Regions from separate parts of the Homo sapiens genome. Here region 1 is linked to region 2. Evidence: chromatin contacts called from ENCODE Hi-C or POLR2A ChIA-PET data. All regions are on one chromosome and are shown on one strand. The core of a region is the stretch at or near the end of the contact, and the rest is flanking DNA. Distances in the headings are between cores, read along the strand shown.

The links. Hi-C counts contacts between places; a loop is a spot of excess contacts on that map. ChIA-PET counts read pairs that join two places held with the same protein, here RNA polymerase II (POLR2A). Pooled maps may share reads with other maps.
Region 1: a pooled map shows a loop between it and region 2 (8-fold over the local background). The contact joins the promoter of ANXA7 here to the enhancer-like site in region 2. A Hi-C loop is called at or near these places in 2 of 50 pooled maps. POLR2A ChIA-PET finds 5 or more read pairs at or near these places in 4 of 52 experiments (A549, GM12878, activated CD4-positive, alpha-beta T cell and 1 more).

What each region holds. Positions count from the first base shown.
Region 1 is chr10:73,411,855-73,418,418 of GRCh38, forward strand. It overlaps ANXA7 (annexin A7), which reads right to left and starts at 2,204. Exons shown (of 13, transcript NM_001156.5): 1 at 2,158-2,204. RefSeq lists enhancers at 1,218-1,337, 1,348-1,427 and a silencer at 1,828-2,387.
Region 2 is chr10:72,293,866-72,300,960 of GRCh38, forward strand. No RefSeq gene overlaps it. Among named protein-coding and RNA genes, the nearest start is that of DDIT4, 23 kb to the left of the region's middle. RefSeq lists enhancers at 2,006-2,300, 3,305-3,604, 4,256-4,912, 4,525-4,614 and a silencer at 3,965-4,234. Within about 2 kb of position 3,471, at least 39 of the 41 ENCODE cell types and tissues checked have a DNase peak (open chromatin) inside an H3K27ac peak, as active enhancers do; they include GM12878, where a contact is called at or near this core.

The DNA.
Region 1 (6,564 bases), core at 954-3,453, 1.1 Mb after region 2:
TAACACGTATTAATGAAAAAAAAAAAAGGCAAAGTGAAAAACTGCATAGTGTGCTGCCATTATGTGTAAAAAATGCACTGATTTTGACTTATAGAATATCCCTGAAAGGACACTCAAGGAAGTAGAAAACAGTGACTGCTTCCTGGATGAAGAGCTGGGACACAATGGAGAAGACTATTTACCTTTCTTTTTTCTTTTTTTGAGATGGAGTCTCGCTCTGTTGCCAGGCTGGAGTGCAGTGGCACGATCTCAGCTTACTGCAACCTCCGCCTCCGGGGTTCAAGAGATTCTTGTGCCTCAACCTCCTGAGTAGCTGGGACTACAGGCGCCTGCCACCACGCCCGGCTAATTTTTGTATTTTTAGTAGAGACGGGGTTTCACCGTGTTAGTCAGGATGGTCTCGATCTCCTGACCTCGTGATCCTCCCGCCTAGGCCTCCCAAAGTGCTGGGATTACAGGCGACAGCCACTGCGCCCGGCCGAGACTTACTTTTCAATGTACTTTAGCCCTTTTAGAATTGTACATATATCATTTATTCAAGAGGCAGATTTTAAACGTTTTTGTAAAAAGCTAAATAACACCCAGAGTGACTCAAAAAATTTCTCAACTTTGCCCAAGTGAATAGTAAGTCTAGAGTTTTTTGGGTTTTTTTTTTTTTTGTGACAGAGTTTCTCTCTGCCGCCCAGGCTGGAGTGCAGTGGCGATCTTGGCTCACTGCAACCTCTGCCTCCCGGGTTCAAGCGACTCTCCTGCCTCAGCCTCCAGAGTAGCTGGGATTACAGGCGCGCGCCACCACGCCCAGCTAATTTTTGTATTTTTAAGTAGAGACGGGGTTTCACCGTGTTGGTCAAGCTGGTCTCAAACTCCTCCTGACCTCGTGAATCTCTCGCCTCGGCCTCCCAAAGTGCTAGGATTACAGGAGTGAGCCACCGCGCTCGGGCTTTTTTTTTTTTTTTTTTAAACATTCTCTGTTAGCAATCACTTTTAAAAGACTAGAAAATCATTTTTGGTTTTCCAAACCACCTCCACCCAGTGAGTCAGTTAGTAAAAGGGCTGGGTCTCACCGTTTCTCATTGATGGCATGAAGCCCAGGAACCCAAGAGGCAGCTGTTGCAAATTTATGGGGGAAAAAATACACGAAACAGGAAGGGTGACTGAAGATACGCGCAACAGCGAATACAATTTTGCAAAACCGGCTTCTAGGTATGGTAGGATCATTTAAATCCGTCAGTGATGTGGAGAAAGAACATGGAGGCATGGCTAGTCCTCTGCACGGACAGGTAGGTAGCCAACCACCAGTGAGGACTGAAAGACAGTCCTCACTGAAAAGGACTGAAAGTTTGCAGTGGCCAAAATTATCTCTTTTACCTATTCAGTGCTTGAAACTCTTTCCTTGCCTGGAAGGTAACTCATTACACTCATCATCTAATTCGGACACATTTAGCAGATTAGCTGGCCATCAGCTGGCAAAAATCAGGGCGTTTACGGCAGTCGGAAGACAACAGCGTCATGTCTGTCACTTTACGGTGGACATCAGCCATCTACCTCTGCACCTTGGTTTCCTTGCGCAGTGTTTGCACAGGATGAGCTAATTTCAACACAGATTTGCTGCTGGTCGGGGAACAGCAATCAAATCTGGAATGCTATTCTAGAATAGCTTCCAAGAACTGTAAACGAGAACCAGTGTACGACCTTGGCCTGGCGCATTCTGTCCTACGGTTCACTAAACACAGTAAAAATTTCCCCAAGTTTCCCTAAATTCGCTGTGTCACCGGAAAGTACAGCCACTACCAGCCAGACGGCTTTCAGCACTGCCCGTGCGTTTCCCTACTCAGCCTCCCGCGAGGCAGCTGGGCCACGCTCCGGCCTCAGCCCCTCCACCTGCCCGAGGGCGGGGCGCCACTGGTCCCTGGGATTTCCAAACGGACGGAAGGGCTTCCCGTAAGCCAGGCCGGCCGCCTCACCCACGCCACCCCAACACACCCCGGCCGGCAGCCCGGCTACGAGACGCGCAAACCGAGTCGCCGCCATCCGGGAGGCCCACACTGCCCTCCAGCCGCGCCCCACTAGCACCGGGACAGCAGCGCCCAGAGCTGGCCGAGGGCAAGACCACCGAGGCAGACGAGGTGGGAAAGGGAGGGGGGCGCCGCTCCTCACCTGACCCCAGCAGCAGCGTCACAGCCCAACCCGGTCTCCCGCAAGATGGAGCCGGGGGCGGGCCCAGGGTGGGCGGGGCGTCTCGCGAGCCCGTTAGGATCGCGGCTGCAGCCGGGAACACCCCCGGAGCCGGAGAGGGCGCTGCGGGGAGCGGGCTGTCCCTCAGTCCCGCCCCTAGGCGCCACCTGAGGGAAAAAGACTCTCCCTTCGGGTGGCCCAGCGGATTTTTAATCACATTTATCTGTCGCAAGGACCCTGCACCAATCCCTTTTAAGGCTGCCTCAAGTCACCTAGGAAGTTGCAGCAGTCCTGGGGGTATCCGGGGCCCCTTCAGTGGCGGGCGGTAGAGAAGGGCTGAGACTGGGAGGCTGGTGCAGCCTCCCCGCCTCTGAAATACCGTCCTCCAGGTATTTTCTGGGGACAAAGACGGCGTTTTTTGTTAGCCTCCTGTGAAAGTAATATTTGTGGGAAATCTTAGTTGGAACTGTAGATGAACTAATCAAAATCACTCCCGAAAGGAGTTGTTAGGTGATTTTAGGCTCCCCTCGTGGCTACAGCATTGAACACACATTAGCATTAAACATTTGAGGCAATTACGAGGGCTCAGATCAATATTTTAAACTCGTTAAGGAATTTATATTACAGAGAAAACCAATCAGCTACCTTTTAGAGTGGTAAAAGGTAGCTTCTGGGTGTGGTCCCCCGAACAGCAGCATCACCTGGAAACGTGTTAGTAACGCAGATTATTGAACTCCACCTTAGACCTACTGAATCAAACTCCCCGGGTGGTGCCCAGCAACCTGTTTTAACAAGCCTTCCAGGTGGTTCTGATGCACACTAAAGTTTGCACATCTGATGCACATCAACTTACTTATTCCTCTACACACTTTTCTACCCAAAAGCTTCCTCATGGGGGTGGAATAGAGTGGATTACGATTTTAAATGGGAAGAGCAAGCAAAATATACGTGGCTTCCAAATAGGTGTGTGGAGTGAAAAGTATTTGAGGCAGGTCATTGCCTCATTTAACAATGGTAGACAAAATGCACAACTCTCTAGGTGACCAGCATTAATTCCCCGGCGCCCAACAGTCTGTCTACCTGGAAAATAACAGGACTTTCTGTCCTACCTACCCCAGAGACCTCCAGGATTTAAGCCTTCCCTGAGAAGCCTACTCTGTTCATTCTAGAGTTCCCTTTGTGAGCTCGTTCCAAACCCTCCCTCTGCCTTAAATACCACCATAACAGGGTATTTGCCAAACCTCTTATTTCCAGCCCACTTTCCTGAGCTGCAGGAATAGTCCAATAGTCTACTACGACATTTGCCATTTCATCCTTTCAATTCATCCTTTCTTCCTGGCATAAAAGGCGTTACAGGATCGGAGACCCTTTCCTCCTGCTACCTCTGCTTAGAAAGCACTGCTCATCTTTTAACAATTACTCATCTTAATTAGACTTGTTTTCAAGGTTGCTCATCTCCGTCTTGCTCCAATAAACTCTTCCTGATCTTCTTTTTTGTACTCAACTGGACCATTTTAATTTTTTAATTTTTTTGGAGACAGAGTCTTGCTCTGTCACCCAGGCTGGAGTGCTGTGGTGCGATCTAGGCTCACTGCAACCTCTGCCTCCGGGGTTCAAGCGATTCTCATGCCTCAGCCTCCCGTGTAGCTGGGAGGCATGTCACCACGCCCAGCTAATTTTTTTGTATTTTTAGTACAGATGGGGTTTCGCCATGTTGGCCAGGCTGGTCTCGAACTCCTGGCCTCAAGCGATCCACCTGCCTCAGCCTCCCAAAGTGCTGGATGTATTACAGGCATGAGCCACCATACCTGGTCAACATCTCTGAAGGCCATGGTATGTTCCAGAGTTCATGTGAAATAAGAGCCATCATGCTTCTAATGTGAACATCCCACTGTATCAGAGTCTGGTTTTTTTTTGTTTGTTTTTGTAGTTTTGAGACAGGGTCTCATTCTGTTGCCCAGGCTGGAGTGCAATGGCACAATCTCAGCTCATTGCAACCTCTGCTTCCCAGGTTCAACGAATTCTCCTGCCTCAGCCTCCCAAGTAGCTGGGATTACAGGCATCCGCCACCACGCCCAGCTTTTTTTTTTTTTTTTTTTTTTTTTTTTTTTGAGACAGAGTCTCACTCTGTTGCCCAGGCTGGATGGAATGCAGTGGCACGATCTCGGCTCACTGCAAGCTCTGCCTCCTGGGTTCACGCCATTCTCCTGCCTCAGCCTCCCGAGTAGCTGGGACTACAGGTGTCTACCACCACGCCTGGCTAATTTTTTGTATTTTTAGTAGAGACAGGGTTTCACTGTGTTAGCCAGGATGGTCTCGATCTCCTGACCTCATGACCCACCCGCCTCAGCCTCCCAAAGTGCTAGGATTACAGGCATGAGCCACCACGTCCGGCCTAAATTTTTATATTTTTAATACAGACGGTGATTTGCCATGTTGCCCAGGCGAACTCCTGACCTCAGGTGATCCACCCACCTCGGCCTCCCAAAGTGCTGGGATTATTACAGGTGTGAGCCACCACGCCTGGCCCAGAGTCTGGTATTTAAGTTCATATCCTTTTTGTTCCATTAGAATAGTAATTTTGTCCCTCAGGGACACCTGACAATGTGTGGAGACATCTTTGTTTGTCACAACTGAGGGGAGGTGGTGGGGTTACTAGCATCTAGTGGGTGAAAGCCAAGGATTCTAAACAAGGTACGTATCCTACAATGCCTACAGTCCCTACACAAAGAATTATTCAGCCCAAAAAGTCAATAGTGCTGAGGTTAAGAAACCCTGAGTCAGAGTGATCTTTCTAAAGAATAAATTGGGTCATGTAATTCCCGTGATTAAACTTTTTTAATAGCTTCCCACTGGAACCAGAATAAAATAAAATCCAAACTCCTGATGGTCTATTAAGCCCTAGATAATCTGGTCCCTGCCTACATCGCTCATCTAATCCCTTTTCACTTTTTTTTTTTTTTTTTTGAGACGGAGTCTTGCTCTGTCGCCCAGGCTGGAGTGCGGTGGTGCAATCTCAGCTCACTGCAAGCTTCGCCTCCCAGGTTCACACCATTCTCCTGGCTGAACCTCCCAAGTAGCTGGGACTAAAGGTGACTGCCACCACGCCCAGCTAATTTTTTTGTATTTTTAGTAGAGACGGGGTTTCACCATGTTAGCCAGGATGGTCTTGATCTCCTGACCTCGTGATCCACCTGCCTCGGCCTCCCAAAGTGCTGGGATTACAGGCGTGAGCCACGGCGCCTGGCCTTCACTTTCCTTAATCACTAACCTCTGAACACAGTGGCCTTCGGTCCAAACATACCAAGCTTGTGACCAAATGCACCAGATTCTCAGGACCTTGGCACTTGCTATTGCTTCTACTGGGAATGTTCTCCATGGTGTCATCTCAAATGTGGTCTCCTGGCTGGGTGAGTTGGCTCACACCTATAATCCTAGCACTTTGGGAGGCCCAAGGCAGGCAGATCACTGAAACCCAGGAGTTGGAGACCAGCCTGGGCAACATGGCGAGACCCCATCTCTACAAAAAACACAAAAATTAGTCAGGCATAGTAGTGTGCACTTGTAATCCATCTACTTAGGAGGCTCACAGGGGAGAATCACTTGAACCTGGGAGGCAGAGGCTGTAGTAAGCCAAGATCTCACTACTGCACTCCAGCCTGGGTGACAGAGCCTGACCCTATCTCAAAAAAACAAACAAAAAATGTCATCTCCTCAAGGTATTTCCTGAACATTAGTAGCTGCCACCAGCACAACCACCACTAGCAGCTATGCTCATTATTTAATTTTCCTTATACCACTTAAAAGCATCTGAAATTCTGGCCGGGCGCGGTGGCTCACGCCTGTAATCCCAGCACTTTGGGAGGCCGAGGCGGGCGGATCACGAGGTCAGGAGATCGAGACCATCCCGGCTAAAAACGGTGAAACCCCGTCTCTACTAAAAATACAAAAAATTAGCCGGGCGTAGTGGCGGGCGCCTGTAGTCCCAGCTACTTGGGAGGCTGAGGCAGGAGAATGGCGTGAACCCGGGAGGCGGAGCTTGCAATGAGCCGAGATCCCGCCACTGCACTCCAGCCTGGGCGACAGAGCGAGACTCCGTCTCAAAAAAAAAAAAAAAAAAAAAAAAAAAAAAAAAAAAAGCATCTGAAATTCTGTGTGTTTACTGTTTCTGTCCCCATCTAGAATGTAAGCTCCTTGAGAACAGGGATATCTTTAGAGCCTAGTAGTGAGTGTTTGATAAATAATTGATTGTCTGATTGACTACAATAGGGCCCCCAAAACCCAAGCCAACTACTTCGTCTGGTGATCAGCCAAATACAGATTTATTTCCAGCACTGGGAAAAACTGGCTCTGATAGACCTACTGAGAGAACCCATGTGCTACCCTAAA
Region 2 (7,095 bases), core at 2,221-4,720:
CCAAAGTGCTGGGAGTACAGGCCTGAGCCACCGCGCCCGGCCTGGGGCAGTCCTTCCTAAGCCCCAGTCTCCTACCTAAAAAAGATGGTTGTGAGGGTGTGGCATGCTCAGCACTCAGCACAGAGCCTTACTCACCATTAACACTCAACAAACAGCATGTGTTGTTAGTTTTTGTTTTGAGACAGTCTCACTCTGTAGCCCAGGCTAGAGTGCAATCATGGATCACTGCAGCCTTGATCTCCTGGGCTCAAGTGATCCTCCCACCTCAGTCTCCCAAAGAGCTGGGATTACAGGCATAAGCCACCTTGCCCCGCCAGTTTTTAGCCTGTCAGCTCTTTGAGGGACACTTGTTATGGTCATACCCACAGCTTTGACCCTTACCAGGTGGTCAGGTGGATGAATGAATGAGTAGAAAGAAGGAAGAGAAGGCAGGAGGGAGAAGAGGAAGAATGAAGGAAGGGTTGAGTTTGTTCTGGAAGCTCCCAGCTTCCATCCGCACCACACTCTCCCTCTGTCCCCAGGACACCAGGGAACTGACTCAAGGCTCTCCTCTTACCAGGTGCTGTGTGGGGTCCAGGGAGAAGAGCCCATTTGAAATGGGGCACTGGTCTAAACTCTGGACCTGCTGCTCACTATTGACTGAACTTAGCCACTTAAATATTCTCCTCTATAAAATGGGAGTGACCATAGCAACTACCTCGCTGAATTGTAGGGAGACCCAAAAAATGTATATGAATACATTTGTCAACTAAAGAGTGTTAGGGATTATCTCAGTGGAGGGATAGGCAGTGCAGGCTCTGGAACCAGACTTCTTGTGTTCACATCCCTGCTCCACTGCTTGGAGACCTTTGGCAAGGTCCTTAACTCCTCTGGACCTCAGTTTTCTCATCTGTAAAACAGGGATTATACTAGTTCCTACCTCACAGAGTTGTGAAGATTAAATGAGATAATGCATGAAAGGCTTTTCAATAAGAGCAGGGCACACATTAGGCATGATGTCCATGATCAAGTGCCTAATATGTGCCTGCTCTCAGGAAGGATGCTGTGAACTACTTCACACTAAAGTGTAAATGAATGATAAGATCTACTATGCTCCACTCATGCCTGTAATCCTAGCACTTTGGGAGGCCGAAGCAAGTGGATCACCTGAGGTCAGGAGTTCGAGACCAGCCTGGCTAACATGGCAAAACTCTGTCTCTACTAAAATACAAAAGTTAGCCAGGTGGGGTGGCACATGCCTGTAATCCTAGCTATTCAGGAGGCTGAGGCAGAACTGCTTGAACCCAGGGGGTGGAGGTTGCAGTGGGCCGTGATTGTGCCACTTCATTCTGGCCTGGGCGACAAGAGTGAAACTCTGTCTCAAAAAAAAAAAGAAATGATCTACTATACTCTCTCTCAGAGGCATATGAATCGTAACAGGAATTAAAGGAGTGAAACCCCATCTAATTATGGGATTTTAAAAAGTAAGGCATACAGGGGTAGGTAAGGTCCTTCCTAGGGTCCCTCAAAATCACGCCTGCTGCCCACTGCACAAATCCTGCCTGGTCCCAGAGAGGGACCACACACAGAGGAAGGGAGAACATAGTGCCAGTCCCTGAGGAAGCTCCCCTCTGCTGGAGAAACGAGAGGCAACTGGATCCCCCAATACTGCATCACTCCAGCTAAACATGGAGGGCCTTCGGAGGCATGGCAGGCAGTCGCCCGGGCTACAGCAACCAGAAGGGCTTCAAGGACCCTCCAGGGAGCAACAGGAGCCAGGGTGAGGGGGTGGGGAGGGGGATGGGCACTGGATGTGATGAGGACTGACTTGGGACGACTGACATGGGACCAGCGAGGAAGGGGTGGGCACTCTCCCAGGGCAAGACCCTCACTTTCCAATCCGTTTCCCCCTGACTGGCACCTGTAGTACAAGGTGCAGAGGGGGTCAGGAGGTGGGTTCTGAAGCCCTGGCATTGGGGTGTTACCAATGGGCACCCATTCAATATCTCTTCAGTTCCTCCTTTGGAGAAACCCTCTTCCCTCCTTCCTTTTCAGCCCATTGGAGCAGGTGAGGCTGCAGGTGTGGGGCCTGTGAACAGATTTGCCAATCAACACAGGGTTATTCCTGCCTTGCCCCTGGTATCTGTGTGGTCACATGACCCCAACTGTCCAGTTACAGTGAAACCCGGGACATGTGTCACAATTCCCAAGGACAGAGCCTCTTTCTACTCAACTGGAACTTGGGATGATGTGCCCCTGCAGCTGCAGCAGGTGCTCATGGAGCCCAAACACTTCCCAAGACAGCAAAGGCAAAGTACAAACAAGTACAAAGACTCTGGGAAATGAGTCTTCATGACGTCGTGGTGTCGCCAGATCGAGTCATGCCTGGGGTTCTCAGTTTCCTGAGCCAGTAGATTCCCTTTTTAGCATAAATCAGTTTGAGTCAGGTTTTCTGGCATTTGCATCATTAAGAGTCTGACATTCATATGGTGAATTTTCTTTTCTTTTTTTTCTTTTTTTTTTTTTGAGATGGAGTTTCGCTCTTGTTGCCCAGGCTGGAGTGCAATGGTGCGATCTCGGCTCACCGCAACCTCTGCCTTCTCCTGGGTTCAAGCGATTCTTCTGCCTCAGCCTCCTGAGTAGCTGGGATTATAGGCATGCGCCACCATGACCGGCTACTTTTGTATTTTTAGTAGAGACGGGGTTTTTTCCATGTTGGTCAGGCTGGTCTCAAACTCCGGACCTCAGGTGATCTGCCCGCCTCGGCCTCCTAAAGTGCTGGGATTACAGGCGTGAGCCACCGCGCCCGGCCATGGGTCTGTTCTTAAATGGGGCTTCCAGAGGGAACCTCAGCCTGTTTTGAAATAACAAGGATCCAGGCACGGTGGCTCACGCCTATAATCCCAGGACTTTGGGAGGCTGAGGCGGGCGGATCACGAGGTCAGTAGTTTGAGACCAGCCTGACCAACATGGAGAAACCCCATCTCTACTAAAAATACAAAATTAGCCGGGTGTGGTGGCGCATGCCTGTAATCCCAGCTACTCAGGAGGCTGAGGCAGGAGAATTGCTTGAACCCGGGAGGCGGAGGTTGCGGTAAGCCGAGATCGCGCCATTGCACTCCAGCCTGGGAAACAAGAGCGAAACTCCATCTCAAAAAAAGAAAAGAAAAGAAGAGAAAGGACAATAAGGAGTTAGAAACACTTTCTCCCTTCCCTCCTTCCCGAGGGGCGGGCTCCATCTTCTTTATTTTTTATTTTTAGAGAAGAGGTCTCCCTATCTTGCCCAGGCTGGTCTCAAACTCCTGGTCTCAAGCGATCCTCCGGCCTCGGCCTCCCAAAGTGCTGGGTTTAAGACGTGAGCCACCGCGCCCTGCCTCCATGTTCTTTAATCTGCTGTCCCTGGCCCAGGGACCTCCGCAGATAAAGCTCGGTTTCCCCTTTCTGACGCTGTTACCAGTTTGCGGCGGTTAACCCCCCAGAGAGAGCCTGACGCAGATTTGCTGCAGGAAACCACCGAGTCTCACGGCTTGGCACGAACTCTTCCTTCCGGGCCGGCCAGGATGCCTGAGCGTGGGGGTGGGCAGGGCACCTCCTACTTCCCCCCGCAGATAACCACCAACCCGGCCACATCATTCTCACATCTGGGAACTGAGCTCACTCGAGGCTTTTCTCACGTAGCCTCCTTTGAACCTGTTTCCTCATCTGTAAAATGGGGCTAAGGATAGCATCCACCTATTTCAGGGTCGTTTTGAGGGAATCCTGGAGAGAAAACTAGGGTTTTCAGCAAAAGGATCGGCACAAAGTAGATGTTCGCCGCTCCCCTCCCTCCTTCCCGCTCCCCCGGGCAGGAAGGCTCGCGTGCGCGAGGCCACAGCGCAAGCGGGTGCAGAGCAGGATTCGAACAGGGTTCCATGCAACTCCGTGCCCAGGGTCCTACCACCGCCTGAGCTCAGCGGTCTTCAGCCAGCGGGGCCCTTCCACCCCCTTCCTTAATAGTTTTCCTCCTCCGCCTCCTGCACGGCCTCCGCCTCCGCCTGACCGTCCTCGGAAACCTCCCAGCCGCAGCCCGGCCCTCCCCAGCGGCCTGAGTGGCCTCCTCCCGCGGCGCCCCCCAGCTCCGCACCTCCCCAGCCCCGCCCGAGGCGCGCCCAGCGAGCGTGACCCCGACCCAGGGCCACGGCTGCGCCCGTAGGATCGCGGGCGCGCGGGTCTCCATGAGGGACTGGGAGAGATGCGTCACCCGCTAATCCCTCAACTGGGTCGCACCCGGTCTGCCTTGGTTGGTCCCTTCTGATGGCGGAGGCGGGACCTCGACTTGGTGGCCAATGAGGAGCCTCGTGGGGGTGCTCTCGGCTGCCATGGCAACGGAGGGGCCGCCCGCTTCCCCGCGGGGCGAGGCCGGCTCTCCCAGGACTGGCCACATTGCAGTCACGCGCTGTGGCCCCAGTCCTGTTAGCATGAGGTGGGGGTCAGAAGTTGAGGAACAACTCGGACCTAAAGCCTTGACAATTGCCAACAGTGTAGACAAGTCCCAGCATGCCCAAAATTTATAAGAGAAGGCTGCCTGGAAGAGGGACACGATGAGGAGGGTCTGCTGAAACGGACAAAGAAACCCAGTTCAGTGCAGTGGAGTGGACATGGCACGGGCAGGGCACGGAGTGGGGTCGGTGCTTAGTAAGCGGATTAGGGTTTCCAAGCCAAGACCCACCCAGGGCAGGATGGGGAACCAAGGTGAGCAGGTGCGCTGAATTGTGGGTCTCACACTGTCCTTCAGTGTCCCGCAGGAAGAGAGAGCTAAGGATCACCAGGGTCATTCCCCTGCCTCAGGCAGCCTGCACTCCACCTTAGGTACAGTCATGTCCGGTCTTCAGCATTCATTAACCTCGTATTCTTCCCAGGAAGAGGAAGGTGACCAGGTTCATTGTCCCCATTTCATAAATGAGAAAACTGATGCCTGCCTGCTAAAGTAGCTCACCCTTGGGCCGTGGGGCCTGGCATTGGGCCCAAGCGGGGCCCTTCCAGGGAAGCCCCAGCCCGCAGTTCTGACGTTGCCCACCCTTGCTGATGGTGCAGGGATGTCAGGGGCAACTGAGCCCCATGTTTAACGAGGCAGGTGAGCTGGGGTCAGAACCCTGCCCTGGCCTCTGATGGCCCTGGGTGGGGATGTGTCTAACTCCCTCCTCAGTCACTCTGGGAGGGAGTCCAGTGTTGCCCCACGCTCGTGGCCTCCAGAAGCCCACAGTCTAATGGGGAGACAGACCCTACAGGGACCACATGATGTGAGAAATGCTGCAGGGGTGACGTGGACAAAGCACAGGGGAGCACAGGAGAAGGGGTGCCTGAGTCGGCCCAGGGAAGTCAGGGAAGGCCTCACAGCGGAGGCAACCCCAACACAAGATGCAGAGTGCTTGCTAGGCAGCCAAGCAAGGGGACGGTCGCCATCCCAGGCAGAGGGAGCAAAGGCCTAGAGGCCACCTGTCTGCAAAGCCTAGAGGCATCCCTGAGAGTGGCTCCGAAGAACAAGTCTAGGAGTGTGGACTACAACTTTAGGCAAGGCCCAGGCTGCAAAGTGAATACCAAAGACAGGGCTGTGTGCTCCACAGTTGGGTGCTTTCAGCCCCCTTCTGAATCAGCAGGCACCCACATACACTTTTCTCTAACTGGCAGATTCACAGAACCCCAAGAACCTTTCTCAGGACCCCACTTTGAGAAGTATTGGATTAGAAGTTAACACTGTCCGGCTCACAGTGGCTCACGCCTGTAATCCCAGCACTTTGGGAGGCTGAGGAGGGCGGATCTCTTGAGGTCAGGAGTTCAAGACCAGCCTGGCCAATATGGTAAAACCCCATCTCTACTAAAAATCCAAAAATTAGCCGGGTGTTGTGGCACACGCCTGTAGTCCCAGCTACTCGGGAGGCCAAGGCACGAGAATCGCTTCAACTGTTAGGCAGAAGTTGCAGTGGGCCAAGATCACGCCACTGCACTCCAGCCTGGCTGATGGAGTGAGACTCTGTCTTGAAAAAAAAAAAAAAAAAAAAGGCCGGGCACAGTGGCTTACATCTGTAATCCCAGCACTTTGGGAGGCTGAGGTGGGTGGATCACCCGAGGTCAGCAGTTCGAGACCGGCGTGGCCAACGTGGCGAAACCCTGCCTCTACTAAAAATACAAAAAAAAAAATTAGCTGGGCCCGTGGTGGTGTGCGCCTGTAATCCCCGCACTTGTGGAGGCTGAGGCAGGCGGATCACTTGAGATCAGGAATTTGAGACCAGCCTGGCCAACGTGGTGAAACCCCATCTCTACTAAAAATATGAAACTTAGTCCAGCGTGGTGGTGGGCGCCTGTAATCCCAGCTACTTGGGAGGCTGAGGCAAGAGAATCACTTGAACCCAGGAGGCAGAGGTTGCAGTGAGTTGAGATCGTACCATTGTACTCCAGCCTGGGCGACAGAGCGAGACTCTGTCTCCAAAAAAAAAAAAAAAAAAAAAAAGGAAGTTAACACTGTCAAGTACACCTACATATAACTGCATGGATTATTCCCACAGGTGTAACGTTGAGAGAATGAGGCCCGACACTGAGAGTCATTCTGAGAGGTGACAGCATGCTGGCAGTCCTCACAGCCCTCGCTCGCTCTCGGCACCTCCTCTGCCTGGGCTCCCACTTTGGCGGCACTTGAGCCCTTCAGCCTGCCGCTGCACTGTGGGAGCCCCTTTCTGGGCTGGCCAAGGCCAGAGCCGGCTCCCTCAGCTTGCAGGGAGGTGTGGAGGGAGAGGCGCCGGTGGCAACCGGGTCTGCGCGCGGTGCTTGTGGGCCAGCGCGAGTTCCCGGTGGGCGTGGGCTCGGCGGGCCCCGCATTAGGAGCGGCCTCGGGCAATGGGGGGCTTAGCACCCGGGCCAGCGGCTGCGGAGGGTGTACTCGGTCCTCCAGCACTGCCGGCCCACCCAGCAGTGCCGGCCCACTGCGCTCGATTTCTTGCCGGGCCTTAGCTGCCTCCCCGCGGGGCAGGGCTCGGGACCTGCATCCCGCCATGCCTGAGCCTCCCCCCTCTCCGTGGGCTCCTGTGCGGCCCGAGCCTCCCCGATGAGCGCCGCCCCCTGCTCCACGGCGCCCAGTCCCAT